Regions from separate parts of the Homo sapiens genome. Here region 2 is linked to region 1. A link is an interaction called in ENCODE POLR2A ChIA-PET data of the cell type or tissue named here. Cell type or tissue: B cell. All regions are shown on one strand. Each heading gives the region's core, and the rest is flanking DNA. Links, peaks and the distances in the headings are about the cores only. Region 1 overlaps RARA (retinoic acid receptor alpha). Region 2 overlaps WIPF2 (WAS/WASL interacting protein family member 2).

Region 1 (2,808 bases), core at 76-2,575:
GTTGGGGTGTGTATGGGGAGAAAACTCAATGGAGAATTGTGGTCCCTCAGAATTCAGTCTGCTTTCTGTCTTCTGCCTCAGGCTCTCCCCACAGGCCACCATGCTGCACAGCTGCAGGGGGAACCATTCCATAGACTATGATGTGAATGGCACCCCCTGGGGTTGTTCAAGGCCCTGCCTGTGTAGCCACACGTGGTGCATCTGTCTCCCACCTTCTTCCTTCAAATTAGTTCAGACCCACCTGGAAGGAGGTGTTCCAGACAGGCCTTAATCCAACACCCTCTCCCCTACCCTGCCTCATGCCACTCAACATCTCCTATTCCTCTGCTGCCCACCCCCAACGCACCAAGCAAGTCATGGTGCACCACCAATTGTGGTTCAGAAGCCCCTCCCCTTCTCTCTACGCAGTTTCTGTGTCTCTTGGGGGCTGATTTATCATACCCCCCATCAAGCCTACTGCAGTGTGTGAGAAATCAATAGTGCAAATGGATTGAGGCTGTTTAGCCTGTCAACTCTCCTTGGGCCCCACCAACTCTTCTGGGACTTGCGGAGTTGCTCAGTCCCCTTCTGGCTCAACATACACATATTTAGTGGTTGTAGCCAGAGCACTGAGCACAGGAATTATTCTTTCTGTTGGTCTCTGTCTCATTCTCTCTCATATACTAGGCTGGTCTTAACATGACAAATACTCTTGAACATTTATTTTCTAGCTTGGGTGGACGGGCTTAAAGGGCAGTAGGCTGCCAGCCAGAGGTAGGGAGGGAGGCAGGTGGGTGAGGGATATGGCGGGTGGAGGGGTGGGGTGGGGGTGGGGACGAGCTGGGGAAGGGATTGGGTGACAGCCCACCCCATCAGCTCTGGTAACTCAATCCCTGCACCCCACCCTCCCAATTTCCCTCCTGCTCAACAACTTCAGCAGCTGCTGGCAGAAGCAAGGCTGGCAGAAGTGTGTTTGAGTGCATGTGTATATGAGGGGAGAGGGTGAGAGGGGCTGTGGGGGCAGGGAGTGCTGCCAGGACATGTTAAAGGAGACTCACAGCCTGGGTACAACTTGGGTGGCAGGAGGAGGTGGGGCAGGTGGGAGAGTGGGTGGTGAGTGATGGGCAGGCTGCAGTGGGGGCAGGGCAGCACAGGGGTCTCACAAAACTTGTTGGCACTGGAGCGGGGCCTGGTGTGGTGGGGGTGGGCAGTGGTGAGGGGGCAGGGGCTGGCACAGACATTGCTGGCCCCAGAATGCTGAGGCCCATTCTTTGCCAGGGGGCGCATGTAACCATGGAGGGACAGTCTGCCCCTGTCTGCAATCCTTGGGCTGTGCCTGCTGGGCATCACAGTCTTGGTGGTGACTAAGTCACTTCTGTCCTGGGGCTGGCAAGGTGCCAGGCTCAGCTCTTCTCGGTAGGTGAGTCACTGCCCTGGCATCTCCCCCGGATGCAGCTGAGTCACCCAGCCATGCCTGCTAGGCAGGTGGGCACCAGGCTTGTGGTGGGGGTGGAGGGCTATGTGTGCAGCCCCCAGTGTCTTCTCTGATCTCTCTCTGGCATGTCCTGGCCCCACCCATAAACCTGCAGAGCCAGGCAAGGATGGCGCTTCTCCCTTGTGATCCACTAAGGGGTGAAGGAAAAGGTAGCAGGGCACAGAGTGGAGTCATACATGTTTGATTTGGAGTAAGTAGGGGAGGAAAGAGTTGAGGAGGGAACATTGATTGGGTTATATGTATATATATATATATATATATGCTTATATGTGTATATATATATATATATATATATATATATATATATATATACACACACACACACACACACACACGTATATATTTATTTATTTTAACAAAAAAGACACAGGGTCTTGCTATGTTGCCCAGACAGGTCTTGAACTCCTGGAGTCAAGCAACTCCTGGCGTCCCATCTTGGCCTCCCAAAGTGCTAGAATTAAAGGTGTGAGCCACCATACCTGGCCTGGGTTTGAATCCCAGCCCTGCCATTGACAAGCTGTATGACGTTGAGGAAGGCAATTTTCTTTTTGAGCCTCAGTTTTTTCATCTCTACAATGGCAACAGGAGCCTGCCCCTTCAGGACTGTGAGAATCAAATGGAGTGGGACTATTAAGGTACTTGTGGGAGGAGCTCCTTTTGGGATGAGCTAGGAGGCTTGGGAGGGGAAGAGGAGTCAGCTGGAGCTGGTTCCAACAAACTCCCGCACCATGGTCTTGGAGGGCCAATTGCTTCTCATCATCTCTTCGGAGTATCACTTAATGCTGTTCTTCAGGAGTTTCCACAGGCTGTGAGAAGACAGCCTTGTTGTACTAGAAGTGTGGGCCCTCCTAGGGTGTCTCAGAGCTATATTTTATCTCTTTTGACTACTGAGAACTGCCACTGGCCCTGGTACCTGTCCAGACTCTCTTCCTTCACTTCCTCTAGTTTGAAGAGGGATGGGGCTCAGACTCCTCCCCCAGCCTATCTCCTGTGTGCAGGGAAACAGTAGGCCCCAAGGAGTGTCCTTCTTAGAGTGAGGCGCCCCGAGCCTGTGGCTTTTCTCTCTCTGCTAGTTTCCTGCTGCTCCCTGGGTACCCTTCTCTCCTCCTGCATCAGAGTCCCTGGTGGGAGGGGGTGGTGGAAGCCCTGTTATGAGCCCAGCATAGCTGGAGTTCAACTGCTGCTGCAGATTGAAGACTCCTGGTCCCCCACCTGGGGACCTCTCCTGCCTTCTGCAGTCAAGCTTGGGTAGGGCTGGGCCTTGGACAGGTGGTACTGGTTTCCCTGGACAGGAAGGAAATGCCCCAAAGATGTGCATGCTTTGTGTTTGTACA
Region 2 (2,808 bases), core at 83-2,582, 50 kb before region 1:
TTATACTTAATGTATATTTCAAAATTGCTAAAAGAGTATATTTTATTTTATTTTATTTTATTTATTCGTCCCCCCCCCCCCCGCAAATGGAGTCTTGCTCTGTCGCCCAGGCTGGAGTGCAGTGGTGCCATCTTGGCTCACTGCAACTTCCGCCTCCTGGGTTCAAGCCATTCTCCTGCCTCAGCCTCCCAAGTAGCTGGGATTACAGGCACAGGCCACCACACCTGGCTAATTTTTGTAGTTTTAGTAGAGACGGGGTTTCACCATGTTGGCCAGGCTGGTCTCAAACTTCTGACCTCAAGTGATCTGTCCACCTTGGCCTCCCAAAGTGCTGGGATTACAGGCATGAGCCACTGCGCCTGTTGTAGAGTAGATTTTAAGTGTTTTCACCATTAAAAAAAATATGTGAGGTGATGGATATGTTAGTTTGATTTAATCATTCCACAACGTATACATATAACGAGACATTGTACCCCATAAATACATAAAATTATTACTTGTCAAAAATAAAGTAACATTTAAAATAAATAACAGTGTATCCTGAGCCTGAAACCGTATTAAAACCCAGAACTAGGCCGGACGTGGTGGCTCACGCCTGTAATCCCATCACTTTGGGAAGCCGAGGTGGGCAGATCACCTGAGGTTGGGATTTCGAGACCAGCCTGTCCAACGTGGTGAAACCCCATCTCTACTAAAAATACAAAAATCAGCCAGGTGTGGTGGCGCACACCTGTAATCCCAGCTACTCGGGAGGCTGAGGCAGGAGAATCACTTGAACCCAGAGGTTGCAGTGAGCTGAGATTGCACCATTGCACTCCAGCCTAGGCAACAACAGCGAAACTTCGTCTCAAAAAAAAAAAAAAAAAAAAAAAAAAAGAAAAACAAAAAACCCAGAATTATTCAATTCCTTTCCCTGCTGCCATGCAGGTTGCACTAAGGAGCCGAGTGAAGTAGGGATACTGACCAATATCTGTCCAGCTCTGTTGACCCTGTGTTGTCTATGTATTTGTAGAGAACCTAGCTGGTAAGCCAGCCCTGCAAATCCCCAGTTCTCGAGCTGCTGCCCCAAGGCCTCCAGTATCTGCCGCCAGCGGGCGTCCTCAGGATGATACAGACAGCAGCCGGGCCTCACTCCCAGAACTGCCCCGGATGCAGAGACCCTCTTTACCGGACCTCTCTCGGCCTAATACCACCAGCAGTACGGGCATGAAGCACAGCTCCTCTGCCCCTCCCCCACCACCCCCAGGGCGGCGTGCCAACGCACCCCCCACACCTCTGCCTATGCACAGCAGCAAAGCCCCCGCCTACAACAGAGAGAAACCCTTGCCACCGACGCCTGGACAAAGGCTTCACCCTGGTCGAGAGGGACCTCCTGCTCCACCCCCAGTCAAACCACCTCCTTCCCCTGTGAATATCAGAACAGGACCAAGTGGCCAGTCTCTGGCTCCTCCTCCTCCGCCTTACCGCCAGCCTCCTGGGGTCCCCAATGGACCCTCTAGCCCCACTAATGAGTCAGCCCCTGAGCTGCCACAGAGACACAATTCTTTGCATAGGAAGACACCAGGGCCTGTCAGAGGCCTAGCACCTCCTCCACCCACCTCGGCCTCCCCATCTTTACTGAGTAATAGGCCACCTCCCCCAGCCCGAGACCCTCCCAGTCGGGGAGCAGGTAAGTGCTTGGAAGCACCTTTTTCCCTATCATGCTGTGAGTTGATTTTATCTTTCCCCAGAGCACTCCTTGAAGACAGTAATTCGTTTATTCACTCAGTGGGTTTATTGAGTACCTTTTTATGTGTCAGGTCTGTTGGTAGGGAAATAGCAATAAATAGAAAAGACAAAAAAATTTGACAGTCAAACTAGTAAAATATATAAATACATAGTATGCAGTATGCTTTAGAGAATTACAAAGCAGAGGAGAGGAATAAGATATACTGGGGCGGAGGTCGGGATGATGATATCTTTAATTGGAGGAGTGGGGAGAGAGTCAGGACAGTCCTTACTGATACGGTGAAAATTTGACAAAGACCTTAAGAAAGTGACGAGTAAGCTTAGTAGTTATCTAGGAGAACAGCTGTTGCAGGCAGTGGGAACAACAAATGCAGAGGCCATAAGGCAGAAGTATTCTTGAAACATTTTGGGGACAGCAAGGGGGCCATTGTGGCAAGACTACAAAGAGTGAGGGGAGGGAAGAGTGGTAGGACTTGGAGGTTGGAAAGCTGGAGCTGCAGGGGAGAGCGCACTGCAGGATTTTGCAAAGACCTTGGATTTAACTGTGTGAGATGGGAAGCCACTGGAGGGTTTTAAACAGAGAAGTAGTATGATTTGATTCACCTTTTAAAAAGATCATTAACTCCTATGTTGAGAACAGACCGCAGGAGGACAAAGGTGACAAAAGGAGACCAGTTACTGGGCTGTTGCAGTAAACGGCCAGATGGTTAGGACTACTGTGAATTTGTGGGAAGATAGGTGTTCAGTTTGAGACAAGTTTGAGATGCCTGTTAGGTAATCAAGAAGAGACAATGAATTGGTAATTGGCTATCAGACTCCAAAGTTGAGGGGAGAGGTTTCGGCTAGAGAGATACATTTGAATGGTGTTGAAAACCACATGCTGGATGAAGTCACCTAAGGAGTGAATATAGATAAGAAGAGGCCTAGGAGGCTGAGGCAGGAGAATCGCTTGAACTCAGGAGGCAGAGGTTGCAGTGAGCCGAGATCACGCCACTGCACTCCAGCCTGGGCGACAGAGTGACAGTCCATCTCAAAAAAAAAAAAAAAAAAAATGAGGGCTGAGCCCTCGCCCTCCTACAT

The links. Peaks named below come from ENCODE experiments on the same cell type or tissue, not always from the same donor. Only the 100,000 strongest peaks of a DNase experiment are listed, where the experiment ranks them.
Region 2: POLR2A ChIA-PET joins it to region 1 with 10 read pairs; 7 of 35 experiments call an interaction of 5 or more read pairs at or near these places.

What each region holds. Positions count from the first base shown.
Region 1 is chr17:40,313,387-40,316,194 of GRCh38, forward strand. All of the region lies in intron 1 of RARA (retinoic acid receptor alpha), which reads left to right. LOC105371934 (a long non-coding RNA gene) reads right to left here. Exons shown (of 2, transcript NR_189654.1): 2 at 1,807-2,808. Among named protein-coding and RNA genes, the nearest start is that of RARA, 5.6 kb to the left of the region's middle. In B cell, for the core only: no CTCF peak of the experiment used is centred there; a DNase peak (open chromatin) is centred at 1,405.
Region 2 is chr17:40,263,478-40,266,285 of GRCh38, forward strand. WIPF2 (WAS/WASL interacting protein family member 2) reads left to right here. Exons shown (of 8, transcript NM_133264.5): 5 at 1,013-1,669. Among named protein-coding and RNA genes, the nearest start is that of CDC6, 23 kb to the right of the region's middle. In B cell, for the core only: no CTCF peak of the experiment used is centred there; no DNase peak of the experiment used is centred there.